5 separate regions of the Homo sapiens genome follow, and regions 2, 3, 4 and 5 are each linked to region 1. A link is a contact called in ENCODE Hi-C data. All regions are on one chromosome and are shown on one strand. The core of a region is the stretch at or near the end of the contact, and the rest is flanking DNA. Distances in the headings are between cores, read along the strand shown. Region 1 has its middle 18 kb from the start of C10orf67. Region 2 holds the start of SPAG6 (sperm associated antigen 6). Region 3 overlaps MLLT10 (MLLT10 histone lysine methyltransferase DOT1L cofactor). Region 4 overlaps KIAA1217. Region 5 holds the start of ARHGAP21 (Rho GTPase activating protein 21).

Evidence for each region. Hi-C counts contacts between places; a loop is a spot of excess contacts on that map. Pooled maps may share reads with other maps.
Region 2: a loop to region 1 is called in a map with no recorded cell type, with 3 times the contacts of the local background. The contact joins the promoter of SPAG6 here to the enhancer-like site in region 1. A Hi-C loop is called at or near these places in 4 of 37 single-sample maps with no recorded cell type and 4 of 50 pooled maps.
Region 3: a loop to region 1 is called in a map with no recorded cell type, with 4 times the contacts of the local background. The contact joins two enhancer-like sites. A Hi-C loop is called at or near these places in 3 of 37 single-sample maps with no recorded cell type and 5 of 50 pooled maps.
Region 4: a pooled map shows a loop between it and region 1 (33-fold over the local background). The contact joins two enhancer-like sites. A Hi-C loop is called at or near these places in 9 of 37 single-sample maps with no recorded cell type and 7 of 50 pooled maps.
Region 5: a loop to region 1 is called in a map of naive thymus-derived CD4-positive, alpha-beta T cell, with 7 times the contacts of the local background. The contact joins the promoter of ARHGAP21 here to the enhancer-like site in region 1. A Hi-C loop is called at or near these places in 1 of 168 maps with a recorded cell type or tissue (naive thymus-derived CD4-positive, alpha-beta T cell), 3 of 37 single-sample maps with no recorded cell type and 8 of 50 pooled maps.

Annotation. Positions count from the first base shown.
Region 1 is chr10:23,361,706-23,364,405 of GRCh38, reverse strand. No RefSeq gene overlaps it. Among named protein-coding and RNA genes, the nearest start is that of C10orf67, 18 kb to the right of the region's middle. Within about 2 kb of position 1,370, at least 3 of the 41 ENCODE cell types and tissues checked have a DNase peak (open chromatin) inside an H3K27ac peak, as active enhancers do.
Region 2 is chr10:22,344,154-22,346,853 of GRCh38, reverse strand. It overlaps SPAG6 (sperm associated antigen 6), which reads right to left and starts at 1,358. Exons shown (of 11, transcript NM_012443.4): 1 at 1,218-1,358; 2 at 1,036-1,131. The coding sequence starts at 1,242. RefSeq lists enhancers at 513-1,329, 1,290-1,509.
Region 3 is chr10:21,709,627-21,712,326 of GRCh38, reverse strand. The region is part of intron 13 of MLLT10 (MLLT10 histone lysine methyltransferase DOT1L cofactor); the gene reads right to left. Among named protein-coding and RNA genes, the nearest start is that of MLLT10, 180 kb to the right of the region's middle. RefSeq lists enhancers at 782-1,282, 1,252-1,351. Within about 2 kb of position 1,431, at least 2 of the 41 ENCODE cell types and tissues checked have a DNase peak (open chromatin) inside an H3K27ac peak, as active enhancers do.
Region 4 is chr10:24,381,856-24,384,555 of GRCh38, reverse strand. All of the region lies in intron 3 of KIAA1217, which reads right to left. Among named protein-coding and RNA genes, the nearest start is that of MIR603, 110 kb to the right of the region's middle. RefSeq lists enhancers at 822-981, 1,132-1,211, 309-1,508. Within about 2 kb of position 1,340, at least 21 of the 41 ENCODE cell types and tissues checked have a DNase peak (open chromatin) inside an H3K27ac peak, as active enhancers do.
Region 5 is chr10:24,722,476-24,725,175 of GRCh38, reverse strand. It overlaps ARHGAP21 (Rho GTPase activating protein 21), which reads left to right and starts at 1,289. Exons shown (of 26, transcript NM_020824.4): 1 at 1,289-1,614. RefSeq lists silencers at 170-549, 1,300-1,489, 1,520-1,589, 1,680-1,759, 1,780-2,139 and 1 more and an enhancer at 846-1,756.

The DNA.
Region 1 (2,700 bases), core at 121-2,620:
TCCTCCTCCCATTCATTCTCCTTTTCTATGGTATTAGGATCCTGATTATTTTTTGTTGTTGTTGTTGTTGTTTTATGTTGTTTTATGAAAGAGGATCTTGCTCTGTTGTCCAGGCTGGAGTGCAGTGGTGCACAGCTCAGTGCAGCCTCAAACTCCTGGGCTCAAGCAATCCCCCCGCCTCAGGCTCCCGAGTAGCTAGGACCACCATGGGCTAGGATCTTGATTTTTAACTTATCACATGGCCAACCAGAATAAACAACGACATTTACCCCCTTGCAGGTAGGGGTAGCCAGGAGACTAAGTTCTACAAATGAAGTAGAAGTGGTTTGTAGCTACTTCTGGGAGCCCCCTGAAAGACGGCTGTTCTCTTGGCTACTTTTCATCTCTTCCGCCCTCCCTTTGGCTGTAACACAGACATGATGGCTGGAACTGGAGCAATCATTTAGGCAATGAGGTGACCACAAAACACAGAGGACTGGCAAGACGCAAGGAACCTGGGTCTTGAGGTCTTGGTAGAGCACAGCCACCTCACCAGCCTTGGATTGCCAATTGCTGCCTAAAAAAGAAATGAACTTCCATCCTGTTTAGACCGTGATTATTTGAGCGTCTATTATTCACAGCCAAACTTAATTCTAACTCTTACAGTGAATGAGTGGTTTTATGGATATGAAGTTGAAGGGGTTTTTCTCTAATGGTTTCATTTTCTTTGTGAGGTAGGATGTGAGATCATAGGACGACAGCGAAAGGTTGCAGAGTGAGATCAAAGAGGCAAGTATAAGAGAGTCTGAAATTGCTGTGGCTGGGCGTGGTGGCTCACACCTATAATCCTAGCACTTTGGGAGGTCAAGACAGGAGGATTGCTTAAGCCCAGGAGTTTGAGACAAGCCTGGGTAACATAGTGAGATCCCATCTGTACTACCAAAAAAAAAAAATTAACCAGGTGTGATAGTGGGCTATAGTCCTAGCTACTCAGGAAGCTGAGGCAGGAGGATCGATTGTTTGAGCCCAGGATGTCAAGGCTACAGTAAGCCGAGATCACGACATTGTACTCTAGCCTAAGCGACAGAGCAAGAGCCTGTCTAAAAATAAAAAAAATATTAAAAAAGTAGAATTCTAAGAGTGAGCTAGGGAATAAATCAGGCTAGTCTTGAGTGCCTGTGCTGGATATTCTCTGGTCTCCAACCCAAGTTTTCATTCTTCTCCATCCTGCTGTGGTTCAAGAGCTGATTTTTTTATGCACTTCTTCATTCAAGCTCCCTCCCAGCTCTGTTGGGTTCTTGAGTTTGGTCATCCGGAGGTGCCTGCAGAATAGTTGGGCTGAGCAGAGAGACAGGTTGGGGTAATAGTTTCCTGTTTGTCAGTTGCTGCATTCCTTTACTGAACTGAAGACCGTAGCCCCAGCTACCTGCTAGGCTGCTAAGTTCTGGTAATGTCCCCCCTTCCCCCTGCAGGATGAAAGGTGGAAGCTTGCTGGGTCTCCTTATCCCCACCCACACCTTTGTAAATCTTCCTTTTCTTCTTTCTTTTTTCTTTTTTTTTTTTAATAGAGACTGGGTCTCACTATGTTGCCCAGGCTGTTCTCAAACTCCTGGCCTCAAATGATCCTTCCCACTTCAGCCTCTCAAAGTCCTGGGATTACAGGCATGAGTCACAATGCCCAGCCTTCCCTTTCTTAAGCCTTCCTCAGTTACCCTTTCTAAGTGTGTCATCTGTTTCCTGATGGGACCTTGCCTGGTACTAGGGCCATCTGAGGTTGGAGATCACAATTTATGGTAAAATCAATAGGTCTTGTGGTTTGACTTCCCTTGCTGTACCAAGATGCCCAGGTGTAAACAGAGAAAGCAAGTTATAGTTTAGCCAGCTGCATACACCATGAGGAGAGTCAAGTGAGCTACCAAATTGGCAGCTAATATTGAAATGATGTAAGCTGATGATGGAGGAAGTGAAGAAAGGATATGGTAGAGGGCCTGGGAGGGAGCAGAGGAGTTATCCTGCTCCTTACTGGAGGATCTGGCGGATCAAAAGGCAGGGACCCTGGAGTGGGCAGGAGAAGATGAACCACAAACTAGAGGTTGAGAAAGCATGGTCAGAGAGTGAGATACTTGAATTAGTGAAAACAGAACTGGTCAGACAGAGCTGAAACCCATTTAGGGCCTTTATATGTCCCCAGGGCAATTACTATGAACAGGGGACACTACACAGGGAAATTAAAGAAGAAAAATATTGTTCTCCTCTCTGGAGGACTTAACAGTTGAACTAGGAAGGCAGATGAACAGTGCACATAAAATGCCAACTGAATGGAACAGAGTATAAAAAGATGTTCAGAGGAGGAAGCCTCCCCCAAGGCTGGCCCATTCTGAAAGATGTGGATGTCTTAGTCCCTTGTCTGTTGCTTATAACGGAATACTTGAAACTGGGTAATTTATAAAGAAAAGGAATTTATTAATTTATTTCTTACAGTTGTGAAGACTGGGAAGTTCAAGGTTGAGGGACTGCATCTGGTGAGGACCTTCATGCTTGTGGCAGGGGGACTTCCTGCAGAGCCCCAGGGAGATGCAGGACATCAAATGATGAGGAGGCTGAGCGTGCTTGCTCAATTCCCCCTTCTTCTTCTTATAAAGCCACTAGTGCCTCTCCTCTGATAACCTATTAATTCATGAACCCTCTAATCTATTAATCCATTTTTATGACCAGAGCCTT
Region 2 (2,700 bases), core at 109-2,608, 1.0 Mb after region 1:
TTTAGAAGATTATAAAATATACTTTATTGTAAATACATGCCCCCCAATAAAAACACACAAGGAATAAATGCCAAAAATCCTAGTGACAAAACGAAGTATCACATAGGTGCAGTAGTAATTCCCCTCAAAGAAACCCAGAGTAATCATTACACTTAAGTATTCTTGCTGTCAACATGTTAATTGTTTAAATTATGTGTTAGTTTTAAAGATCACATCCTATAAACTGAAGATTTCTCATGACACAGTAGTGATAAAATGCTACCTTACAGTTCAGATGGTGGTAGAATCATCCAAAAAAAAAGAAGAAGAAAGAAGAAAGAAGAAAAGAAGAAGAAGAAGAGGAAGAAGAAGAAGAAAGAAGAAGAAGAAGAAGAAGAAGAAGAAGAAGAAGAAGAAGAAGAAGAAGAAGAAGAAGAAGAAGAACCATTTTCTCTTATCAGTTTATGTTATGAGATAAGAAGATCTCTCTCCCTCCCTCTCCCCCTCTCTCCCCCTCTCACATCTGCAAGAGTCCGGACTGAGGAGTAGAAGGAACGCGCCATAAGGATTTCGCAAAGTCTGGTCTCTACCTACTTGGAATTTCTTGGAAAAGATTCAAGCATATCATTCCCCTTTCACTAAAGCAAGACGAGAAATCACGTCTAAACCACTGGAATTGCTTTGCTGTGAGGAAGTCGAAGGTGATCAAAGGCAGGGTGGCATGCAAAATGGCACTTGGATAAAATGGGTCTCATTAGGGTAGAGTCCCATTCACGTAAAATGACTCCAGGCAATTCCTAGGGCCTCGACTTTCAACCTGACACTTGCCTGTGTGCAATGAAGATGGAAACAGGGACAACGCGCACCTCCCACAACCATCTGGAAGCTTCACCCTCTCGGCCTGACCCCCAAAGACCCGCTGAAAAGAATGGATGCTTTTGCGAACTCCGGTCCCCACACTGCGGCTCCCCAAGAGCTCCACGGGCAGGGCAGCGGGGCGGAGGCGTCGGGGACTCAGTGCGCGGGGGGCGACGGGGGTTCGGGCTCCGGGCTCACCCGCGTTCTGCAGCGTCTCGATGTTTTGGGGTCTAGTCGCCAGCTCCGCCACCATCTGCACGAACTGGGTCCTGGCCTTCTGGTATTGCTCGAACACTGCGGGAGAGAGAGTCGGTGGAGCCCACCGCACCCGGGTCTCCTCGGCGCCAGCTAGTTAGGGCACCTGCCCGCCTCGGCCCTACCTTGCAGCACCTGCCTCTGACTCATGGCGCCCCCGCCGCCGTCTGCCCTCCTCGAGCTCTGCGGGGAAGCCGCTCGGCCTGCGAGTCCACCAAGGGGGCGATCGTGGCGACGACTCGGCCTCCGACGGGAGCCGCTTCTCTGTGTACCCGCGTCTCCCGGGCAACCTACCGGAACCGGAACGCGGCCGTCTTGCTGCAACGGCCAGTCCCGGGCGTGACGTCACGGCCGCGGTGCCTGGGCGCACTGAGCGGGGCGGCGGCGCGAAGACGCCCGAGCTCGAGGACTCGGACTGCTGGGGCTCTCAGCGCGCCAGGCTCGCGGAGCCGCCGGGACATCGCGCGCCGTCGAGTATCCCTGCACTGCCCGGAGGTCGGAGCTCCTTACAAAGCGACCCCAGATTGCCGTGGTATCCTGACTGCGGCGCGGGTCGGGACCAAGCGCCGGGAGAGCCCCACGCGCCAAGGGAGCCTGGTTCGAGGGCAGCCAGACGAGTAAATTGCAGCCCTGGAGTTGTCTGAGCTTCGACGGTCCCGAGAAATCTCACACGTCACATTGTACAATCCGATCAACACATGAATGTCAATGCAACTTAAGTGTTGCATTGACATTTAACACTGCACTGACAGTAAAACACTGATTTAGGAATCCGTGTTTTCTTTTGTAACCCGCTGTTATATACCTGGCATTCCTGGTTTCAAGATTCCTGGAGGAGCATGACAACCATGTTCACACACTTAATTACACTGTATTGAAAGCATTTAATGAGCACTCAGAGACTCAGTGAGGAAAGCAGATGAGGAAAGGATGTGATGAATGTCCTGTCTTCCCTGGCTTTCTCCTAATGACTACTAATTTTGCTGTTTCCTCACTTTTATGTGATTTGTAAATATTTTGTCTTAGTCTTTTAAATTTAGGCTTCGTTATGTTGATGAATGACATCTCCAACAGAAAAAGAGAGAGAACCTTTACCTGGAAAACCAGACTTCCCTATCTTATATAACTTGAACCCTTTACCCAGTTTCTTTTAACAAAATTGAAGTACTTAGTCTATTACTGGTTTCTAGCTTGTCTTTGAAAACTATATACCAGTTGTTTCAATGACAGTTGTCAACTTTAAATGTTCCTCCATCAAAAACTACAATTTCACCAGATGTCAAGTGGATACATAGCCGCAGCTGCTGCTAAGTAGTGCCAAGACAGGAAACCCCTTGATATTTCTTCAACAGAAGGGAGCATGCAAACTTAACTGGTTCTATATTTGGAATGAGTCCTCTATATTTATCTTTGAGATCTCACCCTTCACTGAGCTCTTGATGAAGTCCTGATACTTTGTGGAGCTCCAAATAGTTGGGGAATGGTCCAGCAATCAGAGAGAAGAATAAGTGTGTTTAGTCGGGTCCCTAATACCCCCGAAGGGCAGGTACATGTCTTCTGCTTCTGCAGCTCAAAAGCCAGTGATGGCCACAATCTTTTTACTTAATT
Region 3 (2,700 bases), core at 182-2,681, 1.7 Mb after region 1:
TGTGAGGATCACTTGAGCCTGGAAGTTCAAGGTTGTAGTGAACCATGCCGTGATTGTATCACTGCACTCCAGCCTTGGCAATAAAGCAAGACTCTGTCTTTAAAAATAAATAAATAAATAAATGAAGTTATTGACTTATATAATAAATTAAAGCACCTAGAATCTTATTCAAACAGGGAAAACAAAACAACTGGGACATTTTAAAAAGCCTTACAGCTATAATTAAGGCGTCGGGATCTTTTTTATATCTACAATTTCTCCAGAAAAATGATATATTTAGCCAATGCATTCATTCTGCAAACATCACTGAACTCATTATTTGCCAGGCATTATTCTAAGCCCTGGAGATAAAAAGCCATTCAAGATAGGTAGTCTTTGCCTTCAAGAAGTTGCGTAGAAAAAAGGCATTACAAACAGTTGTGGAGAGCACTATGACAGAGACATCCTCAGGAGGCTAGGAGCACAGAAAAAGAGGTATCTAATTCAGACCTGGAGTGAGAAAAGTGGTGAGCCAAAAAACTTACTGGAAGAGATGTTGTTGCTTTTCAAGCTAATTTCTTTTCTATCTTTTGTTTGTTTGTTTTCTGAGACAGAGTCTCTCTCACCTATGCTGGAGTGCCGTGGTGCAATCATAGCTCACTGCAGCCTTGACCTCCTGGGCCAAGCGACCCTCCTGCCTCAGCCTCCCAAGTAGCTGGGACCACAGGCGAATGCCACCACACCTGGCTTTTTTTTTTTTTTTTTGCGTTGGTTGTGGGGTCGGTGGGTTAAGAGATGGGGTCTCACTATGCTGACAGGCTGATTTCAAACTCCTGAGCTCAAGTGGTCCTCCCACCTCAACCTCCCAAAGTGCTGGCATCACACGCATGAGCCACCATGCCCAGCCTCAAGCTAGTTTCTTTTTTGAGGTGAAGTCTTGCTCTGTTGCCCAGGCTGGAGTGCAGTGGTGCAATCTCGGCTCGCTGTAACCTCTACCCGCGGGTTCAAGTGATTCTCCTGCCTCAGCCTCCCTAGTAGCTGGGATTACAGGCACGTGCCATCACACTCAGCTAATTTTTGTATTTTTACTAGAGATGGGGTTTCACCATGTCGGCCAGGCTGGTCTCAAACTCCTGACCTCAGGTGATCTGCCCGTCTCGGCCTCCCAAAGTGCTGGGATTACAGGTTTGAGCCACCACATCTGGCCTCTCAAGCTAATTTCTAAAGGGGCTGCAGTACAGAGGTGAAGGACGGTTTGAGGAAGAAACATGCAGTAGAGCAGGATAAATTCTAAGGACTTGGTGACTAATTAGACCTGAAAATTCTATTAGACCAATAGAACCTGGTGACTAATTAGACCTGAAAAATAAAAACAAGGGTAGAGTCACCAATGACTCTTAAGCATAAGTAAGTACATGTAGTGATACCATTCACTGAAACAGGAACAGCAACTGAAAGCAGTGTTTGGTTACTGTACGGAAGTAACTGTGCTAGTATAAGAACTCAATGAGGTAAATATTACTCCCATTTCACATATGAGCAAACAGAACTTTAAAGAAATAAAGTAACTTTTTTGGTGAGCTAGTAGGTGGTGAAATAATGATTCAAACTCACAGGTATCCTATAAATGAAATCACTTCCTAATACAAATTAAGAGGTTCAGGGTCATGGTCTTTGAGATGCCTGTGGGACACAGAACTCCTACATATAGAACACAATGGGATAAGCCTAAAACCCAGCAGGAAATTCAGATCTGAAGACATAAATCTAGGAGTGAGAAGCATGGTAAGTTACAGTAAGTAAACCTGCAAACTAAAAATACTTACTATTGGTCTGCACTATGGTTGAAATTTTAACCAGTTGCTCATAATTATTATAGAAATAAGAAATTTCCCATTAAGAACTCTAGATGCCTAATATCTCTTGAAAAACTGAAGATTTGCCAACACTGGATACTATATTATAAAAGAGCAACAATCTGACCAGAGCTCTGAACAGGGCATAGAGACTTTAATCCATCAGCATCTCCATCATCCCTTACCATGTCACTCATTTATGTTACCTATGTGGCCCCATAAGTATTTTACTTACAACTCTTGATATGAACACAATGGTCAAGGCCAAGGAACAAAAATGGAATCACCCAGGGAAAGTTCTCAGCATGATCAAGAGAAGAGAACCAAAGACAGAACCCTAAATAACATTACCATTTAAAGGGTAAACAAACAAAAATAGATCACAAAGGGCAAACTTAGAAAACTAAGATAGAGAATCTTATAAACTGCTCTAAGAATTTCAAAGGAATGGCCTGGTGCAAGTGGCTCATGCTTGTAATCCCAGCACTTTGGGAGGCCAAGGTGGGCAGATCTCTTTGAGCCCAGGACCAGCCTGGGCAACATGGTGAAATCCTATCTCTACCAAAAATGCAAAATTAGCTGGGTGTGGTGTCAAGCATGGTGGTGTGTGCCTGTAGTCCCAGCTACTTGGGAGGCTGAGGTGGGAGAACTGCTTGAGCCTGGGAGGTTGAGATTGAGCCGAGATTGTGCCACTGCACTCCAGCCTCAGTGACAGAACAAGACCGTCTCCAAAAAAGAAAAAGAAAGGAAAGGAAGAAAAAGAAACAAGTTTGGCTAAGAGGGCCAGAAAAGAGACAGCATGTTAATGCAGTGATTATTTATAAACTTTATATTCCAAATAATACATAGCAGAGAAAAAGATATG
Region 4 (2,700 bases), core at 91-2,590, 1.0 Mb before region 1:
GATGTTGCCCTTGACAGCCTCTTTGTCCAAATCCATGGAATGTACAACAGCAAGAGTGAACCCCAGTGTAAACTATGGACTCTGGGTGATATCAATGTGTCGGTCTCATTTCATTGATCGTAACAAACGTACCACTCTAGTAGGGTATGCTGATCATGGGGGAGGCTGTTCATGCGTGGAGGCCAAGGGTGTATGGGAACTGTCTGTACTTTCTGCTCGATCTTGTTACAAACCTAAAAAATTGCTCCTAAAAAATAAAATGATAAAAAAAATTCATGATAAACCATCAAAATTTTAAATAAAGGCAAGATCAACAGGGCTTCATGAGAGAACTTAAAACTCTATGGATTGAGATAAAGTGACAACATACAGATGCCAAAAGACACCCAGGGCTTCCAGATGGCATCAACAGCGGGTTTCCAGGGGGGTTACAGCTCAAAGTATCCAGTCGGCATATCTGAGGCCCCATGGAGTTGCAGCTGTGCTTCTGGGCCACCCAGGTGCTGGTAGACACCCTGCTCATGGCCGGGGCTCTCTGGGGAGCACTGTTTATCCCAGGAACCCGTGCGTCTGTGTGTTAAATAAGGCCAGGCAGGCGGGGAGTTTCCCAAAGACTAAGCTGAGCAAGGCCCCTGGGAGGGAGACTGCATTTGCACTTGCTGTGAGTCACATTTTCCTTTTTATTTCCCGTCCAGGCTCAACTGGATTACGCCATAAGGGCCAGGTGCGGCTGGGGGGACATTCCCCAATCGGCCACAAAGAGGCGGTCAAGGGCAACATCAACCCAGCTGGCCCAGTGCCAGCCTCATTTTCTGGAACCAGAGCTTCCCTTGGCTTTGGCAAGAAACTTCTCATTTCTCTCCTCTCCTCTTACTGTGTTCCTTTGTTTCTATCCAGGAGTAGTGAAAAATGGCAGGCCAAAAAGCCCCTCACAGGGAGGGCAGAATAAACAGGTCAGATGCATTTTTCAGCCTGCTGTGACAGCACACCGGCACTCTACAGCAAAGGATGCTGAGTAAAATGGAGCAATTTGCAGAAGCGTGGCCACCCCGTGCGAAAACACCCGCCACCCTCAGCCATTCCTTGGGCAAGCCGGCCCCAGCTCCTGCAGCCTCTCTGCCCCAAGGCTTGGTTCCTGAACCCAGCAAGTCTCAACCTGCACTGCCAACCGTTCTTGGCTGCAGAGGAAATTCCTTCCTTTAAGACAAAAGATCCATTATCCGACAGAGTCAAAGTTCCCCCAGGTATGGGGGAAGGCGGACAGGCATTTATTCTTATCTTCGTTTTGGTTTGCAGAGCTGAGGTTATCTTTACAGAGACCTGAGCTCATTTCCTCCAAGCACAAAGGAGAAATCCCATTCCTTGCCTGGCTCCTAAGTGTGAGTGGAGTTAAGAAAGCACAAGTTTCAGGCCAGACATGCTGGCTCATGCCTATAATCCCAGCATTTTGTGAGGTTAAGGTGGGAGGATTACTTGAGTCCAGGAATTCCAGACCAGCCTGGGCAACATAGTGAGACCCCATCTCTACAAAAAATAAAAAATTAGCCAGGCGCCTGGGTGCGTGCCTGTAGTCCCATCTACTCTGAAGGCTGAGATGGGAGGATCCCTTGAACGTGGGAAGTCGAGGCTGTAGTGAATCATGATCATGCCATTGCACTCCAGCCTGGGTGACAGAGCAAAACTCTGTCTCAAGAAAAAAAAAAAAAAAAAAGAAAAGAAAAACCACAAATTTCTTGAATCCACACAGAAAGCCCCAGCCTGGTGACGGTGTGGAAGCCTGTGTCATCTTGACACTGTCTTGGCCCATGATGCTCCTTGGGTGTGTCCCTCCCCTGTGTGTCCTTGTCCCTTCATTTGTAAGATCATGTTAATGGGAACTGGAGCCCTGGACTTCCCACTGCTGCCACTTAATTAAGTGTGTGAGCTCAAACAAGCAAACACACACATAAACAAAAAGCACATTTTCTGTGGTCTTCTCTCATTTATACAATGAGGATCCTAGATTACTAACCTAAGATCAAATTTTAATTTGATCTTAATTTGATCAAAATTTAATTTGACACAAAATTTAATGTTAAATATTAATATTGATAATACAAATAATAACAAAGTTGTAGGGTTTTTTTTTAGGACAGCTAGGACAATGTCTGAATTCAGTCTGCTTGGGTCATTATCTGCAGCAAAGGAACTAAAATCAGGGTACCTTCTCTCACATCAATCTTTTTCTTTCTTCTCCCAGCAAGGCATTTGCTCAGTTTTACATGGCAGAGTTCAGCTGTCTTTTGCACGTGCTAGACTCTGAAGGCTTTTGCATGTTGACTCTTTTCCTGTCCCCTCTTATCCCCAAGCCCATCTGTTTGCAAACACAAGTACCCAAATCAGAACCTTAACATGGCAATGAAGCATAAGAAACATCTGCCCCCTTGACAGAGAGGTCTAAATCCTCACGACTTGTCCATTTTGTTAAAGCGCCAAAAAAAGCAATTAAAAAAGCAAAGCAAGATAGAAAGTAAACTTCCAATACAAAAAAAAAAAAAAGGAAATGATACGTGGTAAAATCATAAAAAGAATCCTTCTGCCTTTCAGAAAAGCTGTGCCCTACACACACCAAGCCCCTCTATCCTTTCACGTGGTAGTGGGAACAGCCTCGTGTTTATGGTTCTTATGAACAGTCATGCAGATGTTAGCCACATTGTCCCT
Region 5 (2,700 bases), core at 40-2,539, 1.4 Mb before region 1:
GGGATGTTTCTAAGTCTACAGGGGAGAGTGTAGAAAGAAAGAAGGAAAAGGTAAGAGGACTCCACAGTTTCTAGGTTTTGTTCTTCTTTTTTTCCCTCTGGACAGCGGTGGCAGCTGATCAGACACAATAGCTGGCAGTCCCCGGCCGCAGTGAGGATAAAAATGACCCTCAACAGCACCAGCAGGAGCACCGAGAAGGGGAGGGGAGTGTGTATGGGAGGGGGCGAGGATGAGGGTGACAAGGTGACAAACGCTGCCTCTGACTGCGAGCAACTCCCCCTCCAGCCCCGCGAGGCTCGGAGCCGGGGAGCCACCTCCCCGGAGCGGGGCGGGGTGGGAAGGAGAGGCCGAGGGGGCGGTGGCCTTCACCCGGGGGCGGGGAAGAGGGCGGAGGGAAGCCTGATTTACCAGCCCCTGATTGGTTCGCGTTCTCTCGTCGCGTCTCCCGATTGGGTAATTTGCAGCGGGAGATGTTGTGAGGCACGGCGGGGCGGAGCGAGCTGCCGGGGTCTGTGACAAGGCCCGGGAATTGGGTGGGGAGGGTGGCGGTTGTGCCGCGGCTCCGGAGCCGCTGTGACCTGGAGTGTGGCGGACAGAGAAGCGCAGCCGCCTCTCCACAGTTCCGCTAGCCGCGCCAAATTCGCTCAGCCGCTCTGCAGAATTTATAAAAGGGAAAGAACTGAATGAGCAACGCTTGGCTAACTTCCCCCTTCCCACCACAGGAAGAGATTTTTGCTGTGAGGCGTGAGGGGACACTCCCTTATCTGGAAGTCCCACGTCTCGTCGCAGCTTCATTGCCTTCCCGCTGCAAAAAAGGGGTGGGGGCACAATTTGCCAAGCCCTGTCCCCCAATCTAGGACCTTTGATCCCTGGAGTCTGCAGATGTCGCTGTTATAGGCTTGTCCCCCTCTCCACCCCAGACGTCTACCACCAGGTCTCCTTTCCCGGGAGCAAGCCCATCCCTGGACGCTGCCGTTCAGCGCTTGGGAGACTGCAGGGGCGGGGAGCGTTGTGTGCCTGGTTTTGGGGTGCTGGGGGGCGAGGGCTTGTAGGTCCCGCGACCCACGGGGAGGGGGCAGGCGAGCACCCCGCTCCGGCCTCCGGCTAATCCCCCTTCTCCAGCGTCGGTTCCCCGGTCCCGTGTTATTCAAGACAGAAAATATTCAGCCCCAGAGCCTCCCCTGGGGAGGGGAGGGGAAGGAGGTGGAGTGGGAGGAGGTGGATCCAGGGAGGAAGAAGCGAGAAATCCGCCCCCGGGAAACAGCTCCGCGCGGCCACGGAGCGAGGCGCTTCTGTCACTTGGCGTTCGCGGGCGCCGGAGCTGGGCCCCGGCCCGGCCCGGCGAGGCGAGGGGAGAGTCCGGCGGCCGCCGCCCCGCCCCACGCCCTCCTGCGGCGGCCGAGAGCCCGGGGCCGGCCGGGGCAGGTCGCGGCGGTGCCTGGGAGCGGCCGGCCGGGGGCGGCGGCCTCGGAGCGCGGCGGCGGCGGCGGCGGCGGCGGCGGGCAGCGCGGGATCGTCCGGCTGCGGGGTCCGGCTCACGCCGGGCGGGCGGGCGGGGCGCGCTGTCCCGGAGCCGGCCAGCCCCGTGCGGATCCACTCGTCCCGCTTCCTCTGGTGCGTGTCTGGTTTCTTTTCCGTCTCAGCCGAGAGGGCGCTGCGCTCGCGGGCCGTGGAGTGCCCGGCTTGCCGCGGGCTCTCTCCCTTCCCGCCACAGGCCACCCGGCCGGGCGCTGGCTCGGGGCCGGAGGGAGCCCGCGGCGGGCGCCCGGCGGGGGCGGAGGGGCCGCGCCCGCGTGTGCGGAGCAAGGGCGGGCGGCGGGGCGGAGGGAAGGGCACAAAGGCCGGCGGTGGGCGCTGGGGTCCGGCCGGCCAGCCTTGGAGGAGGGGCGCCTGGGGCCGCTCATGAATATTAACCGAGCCTGCGGCCTAGCGCGTCCCGGCCGGGCCCGGCGCCCGGCCAGCGTCTCCGCTTCAGCTCGCCGCCGCGCTTCGGCCGCCGGGCCCGAGCGGGCGGGAAGGGTAAGGCCCCCGGTTTTGTCTCGCCCCGGGGCTCCTAGCACCTTTGAGAAAGTCCATATTGGGGCCGCTCTCCTCGGGAGCTCGAGGTCCCCGACCCGCCTCAGGAAGGGGCGGGGGAATCGTGGGGAGGTGGGTGGTGGTTTGCTTTTTCTCGTTTTTTCCCCCTAGGTGGCCACAGGGGAAGGGAAGCCGTGTCGAGTGGTAGTTGGGGGAAAAGCCGCGACTTCAGAGTTGCTCGGGTGTAGCTCCAGAATCATGCCCTGGAGCGGGAGCGGCGCCGGCGTCCCACCCGCGGCCGCGCACGCCTCCCCGGCCGTCCCCACCCAGCCCCGCCGCGGGCCAAGGAAAACAGCCGCCTCCTCGGGGACGCCGGCCGGGGCGGAGGGGCGGAGGGGCGGCGCCCGAGTCACCCGGAGACGCCGCCGAGCCCACGCCGGCCCCAGCCAGGCTGGCTTTGTGCTTGCGTTTTTGGGGGGCGGAGGGGAGCGAAGAGGGGGCTTGGAAAGTGTGATCCCATTTCAGCCTCGTGGGGGAGAAAACTTCACCGAAGTGTCCCTGTCTGGGTGATGCAGAAAACAACATGCACAGCCCTCTGCTCTACCCAGGAAAGACATGAATTAAAATGCACTTGAATGGGGAACATTTTTTCTTGAAGGCTGCATAACAGCCAGGTGTGTTTGA